Linked DNA regions of Mus musculus: region 1 is linked to region 2. A link is a loop called in an ENCODE intact Hi-C map of the cell type or tissue named here. Cell type or tissue: heart. All regions are shown on one strand. Links, peaks and the distances in the headings refer to the core of each region. The heading gives the core; the rest is flanking DNA.

Evidence for each region. Hi-C counts contacts between places; a loop is a spot of excess contacts. Peaks named below come from ENCODE experiments on the same cell type or tissue, not always from the same donor. Only the 100,000 strongest peaks of a DNase experiment are listed, where the experiment ranks them.
Region 1: it touches region 2 in a loop (2.6-fold over the local background); 1 of 42 quality-filtered maps calls a loop at or near these places.

Annotation. Positions count from the first base shown.
Region 1 is chr14:21,849,948-21,859,841 of GRCm38, reverse strand. It overlaps A430057M04Rik (RIKEN cDNA A430057M04 gene), which reads right to left. Exons shown (of 3, transcript NM_176925.3): 3 at 2,916-6,008. The coding sequence ends at 5,845. Among named protein-coding and RNA genes, the nearest start is that of Comtd1, 6.0 kb to the right of the region's middle. In heart, for the core only: CTCF peaks have their summits at 5,806 (motif pointing right) and 6,323 (motif pointing right); DNase peaks (open chromatin) are centred at 5,881, 6,291, 7,171 and 7,581; H3K4me3 peaks cover 939 bases; H3K27ac peaks cover 3,564 bases.
Region 2 is chr14:21,975,632-21,986,779 of GRCm38, reverse strand. It overlaps Zfp503 (zinc finger protein 503), which reads left to right. Exons shown (of 3, transcript NM_145459.3): 3 at 264-2,818. The coding sequence ends at 1,892. Among named protein-coding and RNA genes, the nearest start is that of A330001L22Rik, 8.3 kb to the left of the region's middle. In heart, for the core only: a CTCF peak has its summit at 5,176; DNase peaks (open chromatin) are centred at 3,549, 3,569, 3,959, 5,169 and 1 weaker place; H3K4me3 peaks cover 2,619 bases; H3K27ac peaks cover 2,417 bases; H3K27me3 peaks cover 1,870 bases.

The DNA of each region.
Region 1 (9,894 bases), core at 3,645-8,644, 130 kb after region 2:
TTTAAATATTTCCTCTTTCCCATTATTTCTATAATCTCTTTCAAATAATTTAATTAGATACATCTTTAAGCTTTGAATTTTAACTTTAATATCTTTTTTGTTTGTTTGTTTTGGTTTTGGTTTTTTTGTTTTTGGTTTTTGGTTTTTTTGGTTTTGGTTTTTGGTTTTTGTTTTGTTTTTTTTTTTTTCTAGACAGGGTTTCTCTGTGTAGCCCTGGCTGTCCTGGAACTCACTTTGTAGACCAGGCTAGCATCAAACTCAGAAATCCGTCTGCCTCTGCCTCCCAAGTGCTGGGATTAAAGGCATGTGCCACCACCACCCGGATAACTTTAATATCTCTTAACTCTTGTAGATTTTCATCTGTGCTTGCAATAATTTTCCAAACCTTTCACTTTTTAAATTCCATCTCCAGCTGTGTCTATTCTGTTTCCTGTTTAAGTTTTTCATATGAAATTAATTTAAATCTGTTTGTCAGATCTTCCTGGTGGTTTTTGTAATCTTTACCTCTTTGCTATGTACAGATATTCAAGTTGCAGAAGTTCTAGGCTGCCCAGAGAATTACTTATTTCCTGGTAACAATAATTTTAATCTGTTCCTGGCCTCTAGTAATTCTGTCTCTTACAGACTCTCTCCATCAACAAAAGAGGACTTCAGCCAGGCGTGGTGGCGCACGCCTTTAATCCCAGCTCTTGGGAGGCAGAAGCAGGCGGATTTCTGAGTTTGAGGCCAGCCTGAACTACAAAGTGAGTTCCAGGACAGCCAGGGCTACACAGAGAAACCCTGTCTCGAAAAAAACAAAAAACAAAAAAAAGAGGATTTCAGCATTGTCCCTAACATTGTGTCATGCTCTGAAGCTAATCGACCTTTAAATCCTTAGTCAGTCTATAGATGTTTAATATACCTTTTTTTCCCCAGTGTTCATACTTTGAGATGATAGCTATGAGGCACCTACTGTGTGGCAAGAACTGTGCTGAGGATTTGATAGAAAATAAGCTAGAGTCTGTTTCTGCCCCCAAAGTTGTATAAAGTCTCCAAGGAAGCCAGACACTCAATCAGGACTCATCACTCACAGTCAGTCTTGTTCTGTCTGAAGGTAAACAATGTCGCAGGCAAGCAAGCACACAAAGCCAGAACAATCTAAAGCTCCGACTGTCTTCAAGTTGCCAACATTTATTTGAAGGGAAGGAATATCCCCACAAAGGAAAACCCAAGTTGATTTCCTACCTCAGGAGGCATTATGGAGGCAGCCTGTTTTTATTTGTTCATTTTGTTACTGGAACATCCATACTTTGGGAGAAGGTCTAGACCCCGTTGCAGCCCCAAGCTTCCTAATAAATCAGTAATTGTGACCACATGCAGCAGTCTCCTAGAGAGATGGTCTGGAAAATACTTTCCATCTCATTACATTTTCAATGGTGTTTTAGTTGCAGCTCCAGCCATCCCATAATTCTAATGCTCTAAACAACCATCGCTACATAGCAAGTGGCTTTAAATGATGGGTTGTCACGAGTTGAACCATGTCCCACAATGAGATAGCTTGAAGTTCTACACACTACTTTAAAATGTGACCTTATGTCAAAATAAAGTCATTGTAAATGTCATTAAGTTAAAAGGTGGCAGGCCAGAAGAGGACACCCACCCCTCTTAGCCCCAAAATCCAAGTTAGATGACTGGTAAGGGAAGGGAAATCTGGACACAAGAAAGCCCAGTGTAAAAGGTATCACATGGAAAGAACACTACAAGCCAGAGGTGCCAAGCATGGCCCAAAACATCCAAGCTGAGGGAGAGGCCAGTAGCAGACTGTTCCCCAGGACTCCTTTCCAAGACCATGATTCCAGCACTGGTCCCAGCGACTTAGTGCCACTAAGTTTCTGTCTCCCCCATCATGAGTTACCTAGGAAACCCATGGACCCAAATACACCATGTTTTGTTCAACCTGGAGGCTACTGGACTCTTAGGCACCTCCCCCTCTGACTCCATCATGCTCTGCAGGCATTTGATGGAGAGAGGAGGCACTGCAGAGGCTCCCGATGTACGTGTCTAACAGAAGCAGCTGGGGCTGTCCGAGCATCTCTTAGCCCATGTATCTGTGCCCATGGAGACCTTTTCTAACACACCCTGGGGTCTCTCAGCATCGCTGCCCCGTGTTCAATTTACAACCTCTATCCTAGATGGCTGACCAGAGTAAAAAAGGCTATCTTAGATCATTTAGCTCCTAAGCCAGAGGCCCCATTCCAGCTATTGTGGTGGGCTTGAAACAAGGAACATTCTAAGAGAGCAAAGCCTCCCGGCCTGGAACCAGGGACACGGAAGCAGGCAGGCTCCAAGGACTAACGTAGCTCTCCTGGCCCAGCCTGAGCTTCCTGGCTACTACAGGAGAAACCACCTGCTCTGTCCTTCAGCCACCAGCACCTCATCCTGATGTGGTCCAGCACTATCACGCATGGGTTAAAATAGTGTTCCGCCTCCGGTCTGCCACAGGGCTAGGGCCGCACGTGGGCTGATGGAGGCAAGACGCAGGAAGATTGACTGCACATACCCCATGCCACCGGGTGGGCGTCTAAGCCGCAGGACCCCACTCCAGGGGTGGGGAAGCACAGTCTGGTGTCCCCAGGGAACTACCTATTAAAGCTGGGCTCATGGGTCCTTGGGCCACACGGATTCACAAGGTCTTAGGCACCGCAAATACCACTGGATGCTGCGGAAGAGCTGAGAACGTAGGCCCTGGGCCGCTGGGCCAAGGCCAAAAGGGAAAAGGGCAGGAGGAGAGAATGCCTCTGGCTGCTTGGCTTGGTGGTGACCGTGGCTGAGAACGCAGAGGCCTCCTACGGGAGATTAGACACGCAGCTCTTTAGAGGAATCTGCTCCATTGCTCCAGCATGGCGGATCCCAATGAGAATTCAGCCCATGTTTTTAAAGCGTTTATTGTCATGGCCGAGAGTTGTGATGAGTGAAATCATACCCCACTTTCTCAGGGCAGGCCTGAGGTTAAATACCTTTTGCAGGGAGGAGTGTCTGGGAAGGAGAGTTTAATTGGCTAAGCCCTTCAGCCCTTTAGGTACCTCATTAAAATGGAGATCTGTCTTGAGACTCTGTGATCTGTAGTCACATCCTCTACCTGTGGAGGCGCTTGGGGCATTGCCCTACATGACTGATGGTCACAGAATTATGGAGAGCTGAGGGCTCCTGTGTGTCAGGAGCCTAGTGCCTAGGGGCGTGGCAAACTCCTGTACCTTGCAGGAACACCTGCTAGGTCTCCCAGGGTTTAAACCTAGCTCCACCAGAAAACAGGCTGCCTTTCACGGTTCCAAAATCATGAGGTACTGCCCTGGACCTGGGCACAGATAATGCCTGAGCTGGTCAGCCCTGGCCTACCTCTGCCTCTGCTCAACGGTGACAGAGGGGCAAGCTAGGCCTCTGTGCCTGACAAAGCCATTACTTCCATCCCGAGTCAAAGGCCCACATGCCCTCTCCTTATCCAGAGTCCCTAGTCTCTCAGAGAAGGCTCCCCACACAAGTACAGCAATAATCTCCAGGGGCTTGGGGCTAGAGTGTGTAACAAGGCTACTGCCCCCTACAAACCTCAGCTGTGGCTCCCTCAGATCTGTGCCTTTGTGGAATCTTCTCCTGGCCCCTCGTCTGTCACACTGCTGACAGGCAGGGAGCAATGAGGCGTCTCTGGAGTTCCCAGGAAGAGGCCTGAGAGGGAGTGATGCAGGGCTGGGCAGGGTCAGAGAGAGCTTCCTGCCCCTCGGGTCATTTCTTTTGAGTCAGAAGAGACTCTGAGAGCCTCCTCTCACCAGCATACAGATGGGAAACTGAGGCCCATTGCTGACAAGACTTCCTGACACATAGCAGAGCCAGGGCCAAGGGAAAGTAAGTGTCTTTGTGCAATGCAGCTCTCCAGGCAGGAGGCAGAGAGGGAGGGGTGAGCCTGAACACAGGAGGGCGGGGGGTCTCACAGCTGAAGAGCTTCACAGGACTCAATTCTACTCCAGGCTAGAGACCTGCCCCTCAGCCATTCCAACCCCTCTCCAGTCATGTCTGCCAGGGTTGAGAGGGGTTGTAGTTGGTTATCTCCAGGGAGGGACTTGTGCAAGCCATCGGCAGGAACCTTCTACAGGTGAGCAAGTTAGGAGGAAGGAAGCTGGTCTCCTCCCCAGGGGCTCACAGCCACCCCAAAATTCCCAACACAGAACAGCGACAGGGCTACAGTGCCTCAACCTGATTTACCTCATAAAGAACCGTGGTACTTGGGCACGTGGGGAAGGGGTTGGGTGTTCCTACCCACGTCTGCTGCTCTATCGGGTTCTACTTCCCATCAAAAGTCCCACCAGCCCTCTTCCCCTGACCATGCTCCTCAGCAGGAGGAAGAACCAGTGAGGCTGACGTGGGCTTTCTACTCCATCAGGCCAAGTTCCCTAGGGAGGGCTGGGGCAACAGCTTCATGTTAGGCCTGCCTGCCTGCCTGCCTGCCTGCCTGGGACTCAGTATTTCTATACTGCAAGTACTGCGACCACGTTGGCTTGTCAGTAAATTCATTAGCCCATTACATAGGCTTGAATTATTCAGTTCTCAGGAGTCAGCCACAGAAATTCAGGGAGCACAGCTGATGTGGGCTTTAGTGGGATGGATGAAGTCGGTGCTGGCCATGCCTGGTACCATGATACTGGTTCTGGGCCAGAGAGGTGGCTGGGACTGGAAGACACTGGAGATCTGACCAGTGGCCCTGGGTGGTCCTAGAGGTCGGGAAGTCTAATGAGAGGTCCTTCCCTCTGAGCACTCCACTGAGCATGTCTCTGGGGCGATACCTGTTTCATCCAGGAACAACACATCTAACCTCCACCCTTTCCCAGCTTTGTGACCTTCAGATAATTACTGGCCTTTCTGAGTCTTCAGTATCTTTGTGTGTGTGTGTGTGTGTGTGTGTGTGTGTGTGTGTATGCTAGATGTTCCCAGTAACTATTCTTTCCTTTAACTTTGCAAGTGATTTGTCATAATTACAAACATAAAAACAATTTGTTGGCAGAAGTATGACCATGTGGCTGTGGTCAGAAGAGGAATAGTAGAGGTCTATAGGGACCCTTCAGAATGTTGTTCTGTTTATGAAAAGAAGGAAGTGAGTCCCGTTTTGTCCCTTCCTATTTCCTGATTATCTGAGGAAGATAATTTGTAATGGCCGGAGCTCAAGCAGCTATCTTGCCCCAAAGAGAAGCCACGTGATGAGGAAGGCATTTCCTGCAGGATAGTGTGGTCCTTAAAAAATTGTTAAGTCCTGAAACTAAAACATCTGAGTTCAAATCCTTACTCTGCTACTTATACGCTGTGCAATGTGGGACAAGCTGCTTTACCCGTCTGTGTTTCGGCTCTCACATCTATGAGATGGGGCTAAAATGGTACCTGTCCCTGTAGACTAACGGTATGAGGATTAAAGGGGCCAATAGGAAATCCTAAGGAGTGATGGGGACGCGGTAAGTATTAACTGCTTTGTCCTGTTTACACACCTGGCAGGATTCCCTGGACCGCTGTGAAGTTCCACTTCAGAAACCTTGCCAGGGATATTGTGAGGTCCAGCTAGGGTAGAAGCAGCTTTCTCTGCAAGGGAAAAAGAAATATCAAGGACCCTTGCCGGCGTGGTGGCACACACTGTAAGCAGGAAGCAGAAGCAGGTGGCTCTCTGTGAATTCGAGGCTAACCTGGATTACACAGTAAAACCCTGTCTCAGATGAGAGATGAGAGAGGGTAGAAGGGGACAATCAGGACTAGAGAAGAAAAAGGAAAAGGAAAACCGTAACTGGAGCAGTTGCCAGCAGGGGGCGTGCATGCTCCTCTTTCTAGACTGGCTCATTCCGGTGCCAAGTTGCAGCCACCCCTAGAGTGGCTGGTTTTGGGTGGGCACTTTGAGTGGGCAATACTTCCTGGGGGGCTTAGCGCAGTAGCATTGAAGCCTCCCCGCAGCTCCTCTCTCCACGCTGAGATGATGCTGGCCTCTGCCTGCGTCTTCCTTCCTAGAAAAGACGACAGACACTTTTCTCAGAAACTCCTACAGGCACGGGAGCTGGCTACAGATGCCAGCAAACGTGGAAGACCTGTCAAGTGGTGATCCAGGAGAAGGGGAATGTGAATGTTCGGCGGTGGTTGTGGTGGAATCTCCCGGAGCTATGAGGGCTGTGGTAGGCGCTGGGTTTTAATTAGAGCAATCTTATGGTAGGACATCCCAGCCTGAGCCTCTGGGCCTCTTCCACGTGCTATTTGGAGAGACTTCTGTTGTTTGTAGTAAAGTCGAACCTGATGTTTGCCACAAGGTGGCGCTGTGGCTTGTTATCAGAAGACCCTGCCTGGCACACTGTCCTTTCTGAATCTGCTCATTGGAGGAAAGAGGCAAGGGGAGGCCAGCCTCCTTATAACCATTCGGGGAAGCCTGGAGTTTGGGCCAGGCAAAAATCTGACCCCAAGGCTTCTACCGTCGATGTTACTCTTTGGATCATTATCTTAACCGGCAAAAGATGCTAAAGTTCCTAGCCAGCTCACCTGAAAACGGGGAGATAACGAAGACTTCACATGAGTCCCTGGAAGCAAAGGAGAAGGCAGAGAAATCAGAGGCATCAGAAGACGCCATGACTGGCCTCCAAGGTGGATAACTCTCAAAAGAAGGACGTGAGTTGTGCAGACAACTCCCGCGCTTAGAGGAGAGGCCCCCCTCACTCTGAGAACTGCCATCCTCGGGAGATCCTGAGTATACAGTGCTGACCTCACAAGGGTTCCTTCCCTCACAGACTCAGGTCCATGCACTGGTATTTTTAAGCTACTGGGTTTGTGGATATTCATAATACAGCAATAGAAAACGCCATACCCACGGCAGTCAGTGACAATACATGTAAAAAACCAAGTTAGCGAAAGCAGCATGGTGATGGACCCTGTAATTCCGACACTTGAGAGTCTAAGGTGAGAAGAACAGAAGATCAAGGATAGCCTGGGATATACAGGGAGAGGCCATCTTGAAAGGGGGTCAGATTTCAGAGTTCTGGGTCCATAGTCATTCAGCAAGGTGCTGTGTGTGGACATGCTGGCCCTGTGCCTCGTGGTGGCAGGGGGAGTTGCCACAGGCTGTTTACTTCGTGAAGAATGGGAAGCAGAAACAGAAGGAAAGGTGGGTCCCAATATTCGCTTCCTTGCCACACCCACAATGACCCAGCTTTCTGTAACTAAGCTCCACCTTCAGTATCCCCAAACACAGGCAGCTCTAAGAGCCAAACCGTCACAATCCCATTTTATCCATCTGAGAGGTTCTGAGCTCAGGCAGGCTGGGGTCACTGGGGTCCCACAGTTGAACCTAGGTCTATCTAACTCTGGAGTCCGTTACTGCTTCCCTATCTGGCCTCTCAAACGAGGAGGAAACTGAAGCACTTTGGGTGTTGCCAGTGCCAGCTGCCCAGTATCCAAGCACAGAAGGTGCCCCAGTTGCTGGGTTCCTCCCCGGTCAATTTGAGGAACCCAAGAAACCCGTTCTATGGTCTACCTCCCTCCTCAGTCCACTAGGGTTCCCCAGAGGCTCAGCCTGACCTCCCAAAGCCTCAAATTAAGATGCGTTACTTTCCCAACTTTCCCTTCAGAATCTGGCAGTCCCGGCCCGGACATGGGGAAGCCAAGCTGCAAGCTTCTCTGAGAAACAGGGGCAGGACGCCCTGGGAATCCACCCAAGAATATCTTCACAGCCCAGGATAAAGGGAAACTAACCAAATATGGAAAGGGCCCTGGAGGGCCCAGAGGGACGAAGAAGGTTCCTGGGGGCCACAGAGGGACGGGAAGCCAGCAACCCTGAGGGATTCTACTTCGCGCTGTGACTTCTCTTTGCACTAGGAATGAGTAGGAGCCCCTGTGAGCTGAATCAGTCACAGTTCAAATAGGTTGACTGACAATGTTTAAAACAACAAACCCAGATGTTTGTAAGAATTCAAACAAAGACCCAGAAGCCCCGGCCACACTGGGCCATCTTTCTATCTCGCAGTGAGTACTGAGTGGCTCCGGTATCCTCTGGTGGAACATGAGCACTGTAGTGACAGCCCCCATGGGGCCCTATCGCCCTCCCCTGACTTGTCTCACCAGCCTGGCTCCTGGAGACACAAGTTCCCAGTCCTCCGGTTCAATTGAACCTTCTGCCTTCACTTGGTGCCCTGTCCTAGCCAGGCTACTGCGGGGTAGGGCGCTGGCTCTGAAGGAGACAAGCCCACCTGATGTCAGCAGGGCTGGAAGAAGCAGAATTCGGAAGGCATGGGGCAGAAGCACAAGGGTCTGTCCCAGCCCTGTGTCTATGAACAGCTATGACCCAATTTGGCCAGACATGCCCATTTATCTGCATGCACCCAGTTCCGAACCCACTGCCAAAGAAAGGGATCAAACCCTGCCTTGACTTTAGACTCAGCCTCCTACAACAAGGCCCTGCAAAAGATCGAGAGGCACTGTCCCTGCATAGGAAGAGACAAGAGATGAAGACCAAAAGGAGAGGGAGGTGGGAAAATTAAATTTTGCGTGATCAGCAAGGTTTCAAACAATCGCTCGCCAGCTGAAGTGGGTGCCACGTGAATAAGTCATTCTGTTTTATAGACCATTAGGGTCTCCAGAGAGAATCTGCATAGAGACCAGTGCTTTCTGTTGAAATTAAAATGTCAGAGAAAAAGAAATAGAACAAAACAGGGAATCTGCAATTAATTACCAGGCCATAAAAATTCAATAATCAGGAGGCAGAGCGGCCACAGGCCCAGAGGTATCAGAGCCAGCGTAACAGGAATGGAAGGCATTAATCTTTTCAAATTAGTTTTTTAATCTGACTGGGATATATGGTGACATGGCTCCCTCCTCGCCCGCTTCCCCCACCTCCACCGCTCCTGCCTGGAGCCAGGTTGCAGGAGGAAGGCTGTGAGATGCACTGAGAACTTGCAAGCCATCCCGGTCCCCAGATATGGGGAAGAGGGCTCCGGCTAAGGACAAGGACTCGGTGCCACAAGCCCGCTGAAGAGGCCTAGCGGGGACACGGCTGCCTCTTCCCTCTGTGTGCGTCCCAGGGAGGTACTGATAAAGACGGTGGAAATTTAGGAGGGCAAGGCGCTAGGCAGTGAGCTCGGAGAGATGATCAATTCAGGACTTTCCTTCTCTTGAAAATTGGAACAACACCGCTGCTTCAAGGGATGGCTGGGTGTTGAGCACCTGGTACCCAGCAGGTGCTAAGTAACAGCTTCCGGTTGTCACGTTGTTATCACTGGCCGCAGTGTGGCCCCGTTGTTATCACTGGCCGCAGTGTGGCCCCGCCAGCACGTATTTAGTGCCTGCTGTGTGCTCAGCCCTAAAGGAACTCACATTTCTTCGGGCCTTACCTGGAGAGCATGACTCAAACTCAGAGATATTTTCAGGACTCTCAAGTCATTGAGAGTCAACAAGAAGAAAGAGCTTGTCTAAGGGGCCTGTTCCAGGAGCAGTTAGGAGAAGCAGCTGAGATCCCGCCCTGCCCCTAGAGAAAGTAGGTTCCCCTCCTGTTTGCCTGCACCCTGCACAGATGCTGATAGGTCAAGAAGCCAGTCTACCCTGATTGTGATTGGAGACCTGCCCTCACCTCCGAGGCCCGGGATTCTAGCAGCATTGGCTTCAGTTGGCCAGGTCTAGGGCTCTCTCACTGATCCTGCACCTGTCTGCCTGCCTCCGGAGGGTCTCCGGGCCTGGCCAGTGTTGTTAAGAAACAGACTTCCAGGGCAACCACCTCTGAGGCCCTGTGGACTCCAGCTCTTAAAGACAGCACCAATAGCCTACTAAGCCTGTGTGTGAGGCACACTGTGCGGGTGTTTTCAACCGGAACTCCATCGGGTGTTGTGTGCAGTGAGTGTTGTGAAATATAACTCTGCA
Region 2 (11,148 bases), core at 2,732-7,731:
CTAAAGGGATGAAAACCAAAACATTTGCGAGAGATTGTTTCCAAATCTAAGTAGTGACTTAAAGAATTCAGGAAGGATCCTAGAGCGACCAGGGGGTTCTGGCATCTTTCCCAAGGATACGGAGTGGGGTGCCACTTAGAATTGCGCCTGGAAGTTGAAATGCTTTTCGCGGGCTGTTACGAAGGGCACTAGAACCCTAAGTGCAGGTTTCTAAAGGGTTTCTCTCTTTCTCTGTGTGAACCCCTCCCCATCTGACTCCGCAGCTGGACGCCAAGAAGAGCCCACTGGCGCTGCTGGCTCAAACATGTTCGCAGATAGGGAAGCCGGACCCTTCGCCTTCTTCCAAACTCTCCTCGGTCGCCTCCAACGGCGGCGGCGCGGGTGGTGCAGGCAACGGAGCTGGGGGCGACAAGGACGCCAAGTCGGGCCCCTTGAAGCTGAGCGACATCGGCGTGGAGGACAAGTCGAGTTTCAAGCCTTACTCCAAACCCGGTTCAGATAAGAAGGAGCCGGGAGGCGGCGGCGGAGGCGGCGGCGGCGGGGGCGGCGGCGGGGGTGTTGCTGCAGAGAAGTCAGGATTCCGGGTACCGAGCGCCACCTGCCAGCCATTTACGCCCAGGACAGGCAGTCCCAGCTCCAGCGCCTCGGCCTGTTCGCCGGGAGGCATGCTGCCCTCCGCCGGGGGTGGCCCGGAGGGCAAGGACGACAAGAAAGATCCGGAAGCTGGCGGCGGTGGCAGCAGCAAAGGCTCCGGGGGCGCCTCGGCAGACGGGGTACCCGCCGGGCTGGGGCACGGCCGGATTAGCTGCGGCGGCGGAATTAACGTGGACGTGAACCAGCACTCGGAAGGGGGTCCAGGAGGCAAGGCTCTAGGCTCGGACTGTGGCGGCTCTTCCAGCTCAAGCTCGGGTTCGGGCCCCAGCGCGCCCACCTCGTCGTCGGTTTTGGGCTCCGGTCTGGTGGCCCCGGTATCTCCCTACAAACCGGGCCAGACAGTGTTCCCTCTACCCCCTGCGGGCATGACCTACCCAGGCAGCCTGGCTGGGGCCTACGCTGGCTACCCGCCCCAGTTCTTGCCACACGGTGTGGCACTCGACCCCACTAAACCTGGCAGCCTGGTAGGGGCTCAGCTGGCAGCGGCCGCAGCCGGCTCTCTTGGCTGCAGTAAGCCAGCGGGTTCGAGTCCTCTGGCCGGGGCGTCGCCTCCATCAGTGATGACAGCTAGTTTGTGCCGGGACCCATACTGCCTCAGCTACCACTGCGCCAGCCACTTGGCCGGGGCTGCAGCCGCCAGCGCCTCGTGCGCTCATGATCCGGCCGCTGCAGCAGCAGCGCTCAAATCGGGATACCCGCTAGTATACCCCACGCACCCACTGCACGGCGTTCACTCCTCGCTGACGGCTGCGGCCGCTGCGGGCGCCACACCACCCTCCCTAGCCGGCCACCCCCTCTACCCCTACGGTTTCATGCTCCCTAACGACCCGCTCCCCCACATCTGCAACTGGGTGTCTGCTAATGGGCCGTGCGACAAGCGCTTCGCCACTTCCGAAGAGCTGCTGAGCCACTTGCGGACCCATACGGCCTTCCCAGGGACAGACAAACTGCTGTCGGGCTACCCCAGTTCTTCGTCTCTCGCCAGCGCCGCAGCAGCAGCCATGGCTTGTCACATGCACATCCCCACGTCGGGCGCACCGGGCAGCCCAGGGACTCTGGCGCTGCGCAGCCCCCACCACGCACTGGGACTCAGCAGCCGCTACCACCCGTATTCCAAGAGCCCGCTCCCCACGCCCGGTGCCCCAGTGCCGGTGCCTGCCGCCACCGGACCATACTACTCCCCTTATGCCCTCTACGGACAGAGACTGACCACTGCCTCCGCACTGGGGTATCAGTGAGGGCGGCCCAGAGGAATTTGGAAAGAGGAAGGATCTGGGGGATGGGAGGAGCGAGGGAGGGGCAGGACCCGAGCGAGGTTCCTGACACCCGCAGGGGCAGAAGACCCGGGCTACGGAAGGGAAAAGAAAGTTTAAATCTTACCTATCCACCCAACCACAGAGATCGAGAGAGCCTGGATGCGAAACTTCTCCTCCACCCCTACTCCCCCAATCAAACTTTATAAAAGTTGAAAAAAAATCATTTGACTTTTTATAGAAAAAGAAGGAAAACTAATTGAAAAAGTGTTCATCTGAGGACTTCGCCGGTGAACATTGGTATTTATTTATGTTAGCTCCAAGCGGACCCGTGGTTCAAAAGTGCATTATTTAGTTTGAGCTCCGTAGGTTAAAAGGAGGAGGGGGGGAATTAAAACTCGAGGGTAAATATGTGGAAAACAAACCCTCCGATCCCTTGTAGAGTATAAATAAAAACAAAGCCGCTACAGAATTAGGGGTCTTCTCTTTAATGTTACTTTAAAATTGCTATGATTGTATTGTGCGTTCTTATTTAATGTCTGATTGAAACTCAAATTTACATGCATGTTTGTTACAAAAAAGAAATGAAAACGACGAAACAAAATAAGTCACAATTTGTCAACTCTGATTTCAAATTGCAATTATTTTTAAGGTGTATACCATCGAAAGAGAATGGGTATTTTTTTGTATGTATTCTGGAAGAAAACAAAAAAAAAGGAAAAACAATTCTATTCCAAAACCTCATTTGCCTTATTTTGTTCTTTAAAAGGAACACTTAACTATTTTTAATTTTTAAGTCCACCCGCTGAGAAGGGGACAAGGTTTACGTCATGTGCTAAAATAATAGACAATGTATCGCTTTAAAGATTAAAATTCCGTATATTTGATGTATTAAAAGGTTTTACTTCTTATTATCTTTTTATTTTTTCCTTTTATTAAAGCGGTTTCAGCCGCTGCGGATTCCCGGGACCTCCCTAATATCTTCAGCCCAGGATCGTGGCTATGAATTTCCTACTGCTTTGTTGTGATTTTCTTGAATAGGCGAAAGCTTCAGAAGGGCTGGCCAGCTGAATGATTGGCCTTAGGGGAAAATGTTTTTTTCAAGAAAGAATTCCAATGTGGAAAGATAGTAGCCTTAGCTAATTGCTCATTTCGTTTTTATTTAAATCTCTGGGAAGCTGCTGTGTGAAAAGTGAAAGCAGAGAAAATAGAAGCTTTGGCTTTTGTTAAATTTCCATTTTAAGGGTGGGGGGGGGCGTTTGAGTTTCGTTTTGTGCAAAGAGTAGAGCAGGCTGGGACTCGCCCGGCTGAGCCAGAGGCCCCCCTACCCCCGGGACACGCGACTGCCTAGCCGTTCCCCTGTTCGCAGTTCAAGCATCCCCGGCCTGGGGCAGACAGCCGGGACAGACTAGCAGGGATGGGAGGACATTTGCTGACCTGGAGAGAGCCGGCAGGACCTTCTTGTCCTTCGGGAACAAAGTGAGTTTTTTAGACCTAGAGATAGTCAAATATCCCAACCCCCTTCACACCCTGCCCACCCCACCCCACCCGCCGCCTGTCTTCTTCCTGCTGGAGTTAGAGCGGATGGCAGGCCTTCTCCCAGGCTGCTTTTCCCTGTCCAGATCGCTCCGCAGCTGTGCGGTTGCCCAGTCCGGGTTGCAAGAGTGCGCTCCGGCTCCAGGAACCCAAAAATCCCCTTTTAAACTCAGCAATGCGAGGCGTCTTGGCGGCCCTGCTTCACCTCGCAGAAGCGATTTTGTGCTGTTCAGGGCGAACGGCGCGGCAGGATCCATGTGTGGATCCCCGCTGCGTTCTCCCTTCTTCCCAACTTGAGCCTCATCACCCGGCAGCAGAAGCTGGGAAGAACAGGGTAGGGAGATGGCCCGGTCTCAGCGAGACCTAGAGGCCCTTGCTGGAGCTGGAGTTCTTCAGCTGTTGGAGCGCTGGGCACAGGACACCCTTCGGTGGATCCTGGGACCAGAGAGTTAAGGACGTAGAGCGCGCACCCCATGGCGCACCCTCCTGGAGTTAGGCCTTTCTGGGTTCTCCCAGCCTCTGGCTTCCCTCTGTCCCAGCTCTCTCTGTCGTCTTTGAGCCACGCGCCAAGTCTACCCTCCGCTTTGGACCTTGGGAGGAACAGCCACCCGGGCCCTGATGCCATTTGCATAGGACTCAGTGGCTTTTTAGATTTTTTTTTCCCACCCTGCTCCTTAGCACCAGCCTAACGCAGGGGGAACCTTCCCCCGGGTGGCACGCACAGCGGACCGGCGCAGGAGCAGACTTTGGGAAGACTCTGGCTTCTTTGCTGCTTCCCCGAAGGGTGCAGCCTGCCGGCCTGAAACTCTGGCACCCAGACCTGGCGCCAGGAGAAGGAACACTGCGGCCTTGCTGCCACTCTGGTTCGGAGGAGAGACACTAGGCTGGCCTGAGCTTCTTGAGAACATGGGCCAGCTCACCACCCCAGGTGCTTGGACAAACTCCGAACACCACCAGGTTGGGAAGTAGATGATGCCATGGAAGCCCCCCACATCTCAGGACCCCGGCCTTGGGATCTGAAAGGCAGGCCGCTGTCTAAGCCCCCTCACCAGTACCAGCCACAGGCCGCTGGCATTGGGACCCACAAGCTTCGCCCACCACGACCTTGCATCTTTGGGCAGAGGTTCTTTTGTCGCTTCGCCCTGCCCACCAGAAAAGAAAAGAAAAAAAAAGAAAAAAAAAAACCCGCTCTGATAGGAAAGGCCTACACATTCCTCAGCCCTGCAATTTAAGCCTGGGACCTGCAGAAAGACTACTGGGACGTTCGAGCTTTCGAGCTCCTTCTTGGCATTATATTAGCCAAAACAAAACCAGAAAGAAAGAAAGAAAGAAAGAAAGAAAGAAAGAAAGAAAGAAAGAAAGAAAGAAAGAAAGAAAGAAAGAAAGAAAGAAAGAAAAACTTTAATAAAACGCTCTTCTGGGAGAAGTTAGGCATAAGCAGCAAAATCCCAGAACCTCGGGGCTGGGGGCGGGGGGGGGGGAGGTTAAGGCCAGGAAAGATTCCCGACATGTGGGATAGAGCCAAGTCACTCTGGGGCAGTTATAGGATGGAGGATGCCAGTACGTGTTGCGGGTCCGGGCGGAGTTCTCGAGCCTCCCAGGAGAGACATGCGCCCCTCCCCACGCCATCCTGGAGCCTTCCCCTCCTCCGCCTCTCAGCCACTCTCTCCGCAGTTGTGGAGAGCGCCCGAGCGCTGCAGTCGTCGGCCGGAGCCTGAACCGCGAGCATGTCCGCTAGGCGGCACTGCAGATCCCAACAGAGCCGGGGAAAATACCAGGAACCCAGGCCAGCCCAAAGGCCTCAGGCTGGGTGGTCACCCCAGGACCCCAAGCCGCCTCCACCTTTCCTGCTTTCAGGGGTCCCCCAACCTGTCATTCCTCAGTCATTTCTTGCTGCAAGCCATCTCCTTGCTTGCAAACCACCTCCTTGCTCCTCTTCTACCCATGTAGCTTCCAGTTTAGCTGGCTGCTCCCTACACCACCACCACCACCACCACCACCACCACCACCACCACCACCACCACACACACACACACACACACACACACACACACTTCGCGCTTACAGGTCTCACATGTCCCACCTAACTTCGAGACGCTTCAACTGTCACTCTCAAGGCTCCAGTAACACACACACACACTCCCGCCCTGTCTTGCATGCTCTTGGGTGTGCAAACATCTTCTGCTTGGAGCAGGTGGCCTAGATAGAGGATGAGACTCAGAGTCCTCTGGGGTGCCTGTTTCACAGGCCAGGAGACAGCTCACAGAAGCCTCTTGAGGTCTCTCTACAGGTCTTTCACCTCAATGGGGAAACTAAGACAAAGTCCGGGAAGTGAATGGTAGGGCTAGAGGACAAAGCCTTCTCCATTCAATTCTATCCAACATGTTTCCTTTCCTCTGGTGGAGAAGCTAAGTGACCCCCACATCTTTGCTGTGAGTTGTGACCTTGCTTCTCTTAATGACTACAGCCAACATGTTAGTGTTCATCCTATTTAACCTTCACAACACCGCCATGGGGTCATTTACCCCATTTTCCAAATGAGGAAGCTGAGGCTGGGCATGACTCTACCTTGAGGCTTTCAAGCTGCATAAGCAGGATTCTCACCTTGGCTGCCCCTACAGGAGGAGATTTTAAAATAGGGCAATGCCCGAAACCAGACGTTGACTTATCTGGTATGGGGGTGGGCAGGGGAGGTCCTCTGAGTTATCTTAATTTTTATTATGAAGACTTTTCCAAACACGGAGATTGAAGTAATGGTGTGAGGGACTCCCATGAACTCTCTTCCAACCTAAGAAACTGTCAACTCATGGGCACACTCATGTCCTCTCTACCCTATCCAAAAGCCCACTGCCGCCATCCTGCAACTTTATCTCCTCAGATGTCAGTCACGTCTACTCAGAGATCCGACGGGTGCCTAGGCTGGCATCTTTGATATGGAATATGTGGGTTCCTATCTAGCAGACCACCGGCCTGAAATGGGAGGTGCTGATCCCAGAATGTGCCTGGAATCAGGGGTGGGGATGGGTGCCAGTGGAGTGCTTGTAGAAGGTGTCTGTAAAATACTTTGAGTCCCAGTCTGGTGTGGCAGTAGGAGACATTCTCAAAGTGTCCCTTCTACTGTAGCATGTGACAGCTTAAAACCATAAGCTACAGTAGAAGGAACAGGTTCAGGACTGAGTGAGCCAGGCTCTTAGCTCCTCCTTGGCTTATTCTATGCCTCCCTTCCTCTTCTCCTCCATGTTCTCATCAGTAAAATGGAGACACTAATTCCATCCTACCGGGAGTGATTTGGAGCCTCAAATAAGATACTAAATATAAGGGTTGGGAACAGCTCAATGATAGATCATGTGCCAAGCACATGTGGGGCCTGGGTCTGATTCTCAGCATGGGTGGGAAAAATCAACAATAATTAAAATCTGAAGTGTCCAAGTTCCTATCTGACCTACACTGAGCCTTTACCGTGGCTCTCAGTAAAGCCTGAAGAGCTGTCTGTGGCTCCCTTGACCCAGTAGCTTCTCCAGGGTACCTGTGATCATGGTTCCTCTTCTGATGAGTCCTATTTGGTGCTCTCCATGGCTCCACAAACACAGTTCAAACCCTCTACCTGCTAGCTAAACCCCAATCTCCTACTCAGTTATGCCAATCGTATGGTCCTCCCCTGGAATGCCTTCTTCCCCCTCCCCCACCCTCTCTCTCTGCCCCTGTTACTGCGCAAGTGTGAGGGACCCTCACAAACTTATGTGTTTGAACATAGCCCAGCAGCTAGTGCTGGAATCGTCTCAGGAGGTGGGGGCTGGCTGAAAGGGTAAGTTATTGTGGACAGGCTTTGAGGTTAATAGCTCAGCCAACTTTCTGATCTTTCTCTGCTTTCTGATCTGCTCAAGCATGAGCAGATCCCTCTGCCCTATGGACAATGCTCCAGCTACCGTGTCTTCCTAATGTGATGAACTGTGTCCCCCAAATGGGACCCAAAGTGAGTCCTTCTTCTGTAGAGTTACTTTTGCCAGGTAATTTTTCATAGCAACAACAAAAAAAAAAAGTGACTAATATACCACCCTCAAAATTATCCCAATACTAGGCTGAGTCTATTAGCTACAACTTTACTCTCTGCACTCAGGAGGCAGGGGCAGGCAGATCTCTGTGAGTTCAAGGCCAATCTGGTCTACACACTAAGTTCCAGGACATTGGGGCTACATGGTGAGACCCTATCTCAAAAAATGAATGAATGAATGAATGAATGAATGAATGAATGAATGAATGAGGAAGGAAGGAAGGAAGGAAGGAAGGAAGGAAGGAAGGAAGGAAGGAAGGAAGGAAGTTGTCTCAATCCTCACCTCCAGGTCTCCCCCTTTTTACACTCTGTATTTACACAGAGGTGAGAGTAGACATATGAAAGCCACTGGGACAGGGATAAGGATTGACGAGGATTTCCCCACAGCTGTGTAACCAGGAGTAAGACAGATACAACGGTGAAGTCCTCTCCAAAGTGACCTGTGGCTGTGCATACAGGTGAATGGCATGCTGCCTCAGATGCTGATGCTCCTTACGTTTCCATACGTTTATAGGTATCTATCTCTGTTGCCTTCCCCATCTCACAAGTGAGGAACAAAGGGGGAACAAAGATGTGTTCCTATAACGCAGCACTGGACTCTGGGCCTGCCCCCACATGCTCTTTCATATTGCTAACTCCAAACTCCTCCTTTGGCCTTAGCTGTTACCACCCTAATTTCTGAAAGCTCCCTGGGATGACCACTTGGTGTTGGTGATCGATTGGTGTGCCTTTCCCTGGGCATGCCTGTTTCTCCCACTCTGAGCATCCCTTAGTTGCCTGCGGTTCTTGATCTATAGCTGAGGCCTTGTGAGCTTTCTCCCATCCTGTTTGTACAAAAGGCATGTCTATTTGGTATCCTTGTTCAGATTTTACTTATACAGCTATTCTGATGAGACTTCATGGGTCTCATCATTTCTCTGACATCTTTAGGAAACACAATCTCACTGTTCCTCTGGCTCTCACAATCTTTCTGCGCCCTTTCCACTATGATCTCTGAGACTGAGGTGCAGGAATTATGTTCTAGATGCATCAGTCAGGGCCAGCCAGAACATGGTTCTCTGCATTTTGATTGGCTGTGGTCTTCTGTGATAGTCTCCATCTGTTGCAAAGAACGTTTTCTTGATGAGGGGTAAGGACTACGCTCATCTGTGGGTATAAGTACATTCATCTGTGGGTACATTTCTAGGGGTGATGCTGGTTTGGTAAAGCGGCAGTTGTAGATTCTCCAGGATCCACGACCTAACCAGCCTCTAGTTATTGGCTTGGTTTCTGGTACCAGGCATGATTTTCCTCTTGTTGAGTGGGCCTTTGGTCCAACCAAAGAGCTGTTGGTTACTGCCAATGTACACATGCCACTATTATGCCCTTAGGAATGTCATGCCATGCTGGCCATTGCTATAGTTCATGGCCTCATAGATGACAAGAACAACTGGTTGCTTCTCTCCATTGGAAGTTTTTATGGCACCTTCCAGTACCATGAAAGCTAATCCTCAGACAGGCTTTCGGGTCAGAACCAGATAGGATCCTCCAAGTCCTGTATCTGAAGTTATCTGGTATCTTCCAGACACATTTTTTTTCTTTTGTAAGATAGGGTCATATGTACTCCAGACTGGCCTTGAACTCTTTATGTAGGCAAGGATGATATTGAAATGCTGGTCCTCTGGCCTCCACTCCTTGAGTACTGGGATTATACTACCATACCCAGTTGATGCAGTGTTGGAGAGCCAACCCAGGGTTTCATGCATACTAAGCATGATCAACTGAACTACATCCCCAGCCTCAGATATTTTTTTTCTATTGTCTACCAAGTCTATAGGTTGAGTTAATGGAGAAAACTCCTCTGCTAGCATGGTACATAAAACCTAGCAGGTGTTGATACGTGTTAGAAAAAGGGAGGCAAAAGGAGAGCACAGAGATGAAGAACAGGGCTAAGTAAGATTGCCCCCTGCACATAGTGAGGACCTGAGTTCAGAGTTCCAGGTTCCATGAGAGACTCCATTTCAAGGGAAGAAGACATAAGGATGTCAGAAAACATTACACCCAATGTCCTTCTTTGTTCGTACAAAAGGCATACATACCTACATATGTATAACACATGCACACACATAATTAAGTTTTTAAAAAGAGAAATATGCAACAAGTTGTTTGTCTTAAGGGCAACTATTCTTTCAAAGGGTTTGGGGAACACAAAGGAACATGCATGGCCTTAGGAAACTTGTAAGTTTGGACTTAAAACCTAGGCCCAAGGTGAACTTCAGTACATTAGTTAGAAACTGCACTTTCTGACAGTAACAAAAAAAAAAAAAAACCCTACATCATGATATAAGGAAGATAAATGTTCTCTCAAAGTACAAGTGGACAGTCTAGGCTGGAAGGCCATTGGTCACCAGAAACCCAGGGTCTTCAATCACAATTCTGCCAGCCCAACCTGGCAATCTTTCATTCTTTTGTCATATGAGTCCCAGATAGCTATTTGAGTTCAGCTACCATTGTATGGTGCCAAACAACCAGAAAGAAAAGCGTGAAGAGGCCAACACAGCCTCTTTTCTTTTAATGAGTCTTCCCAAAACTCACAGGACTCTTTGGACTGTATCTAAGTGTTTAGAATGTTACCATATGGCCACATATAGCTGCAAGGGAGGCTAAGAATATGATGTTTAGTTGGGTACATTAGGGCCTCAGACCAACTCAAGATTGCTATGGACTGAATTGTGTTTTCCACAGCAAACTCATTGGAAGCTCTATTTCCTAATGTAACTATATTTTGAAATGAGGCCTTTAGGGAGGTAGTTAAATTTAAATGGGGTCATTAAAGCAGAACTATAATCTGAGAAGATTTGTGGGCTTGAGAGATATCTTTTGTTGCTTCTTCACCCTTTTTCTCCCTTCTCATCTCTCTTTCAACATACAAAGAATTGGCTTGTAAGCCAGGAAGAGAACTTTTACCAGAAACAGGACCAGCCAACTCCTTGATCTTGGATGTACAACCTCCCAAACCAGAAGTTAGCTGCTATGGTCTCTAGTCTTCCCCACTTTGCATAACAGGTTAAACTGACTATTACAGAGCCATGGGACTAAGGGACGAAAAAGTAGGAGCTATAAAAGACATTAGCAGACTCATACAGGGCCACTGGCTAGAGACTTCTACCTATAAAACATAGGATTTTTTTTTTTAGTGAGACAGGATCTTTCTATATAACTCTGGCTGTCCTGCAACTCACTATATACATCAGACTGACTTTGAAGTCACAGAGATCTACCTCTGCCTCTCCAGTGCAGAGTGGCATGCACAACTACCCCTGGCTCAACCATAGGTTCTTGGTAATGTAGACAGGACAAATGCCTGCTAAGCTCATGAAAGCTCTGATTCAGGTTTGAGGCAATGGTGATTCAGTTATAAGTTTAGATATTATCCGTGTGTCATGCAATACAGTTCAATAAGATCAGTCAACAGTCGTTTTTCACTCCCATAATTTGTCATGAAAACAAGGATCCGATTTTGGATCTCTAGAACCCATGTGAACAATGTTAGGTGGGCAGAACAGCCTGCCTGGAATTGTAGCACTTGGAAGACAGAAACAAAGGATCCCTGGAGTAAACCAGACAACCAGATTAGTGAAATTGTTGAGCTCCAGGTTCAACTGAGATCCCATA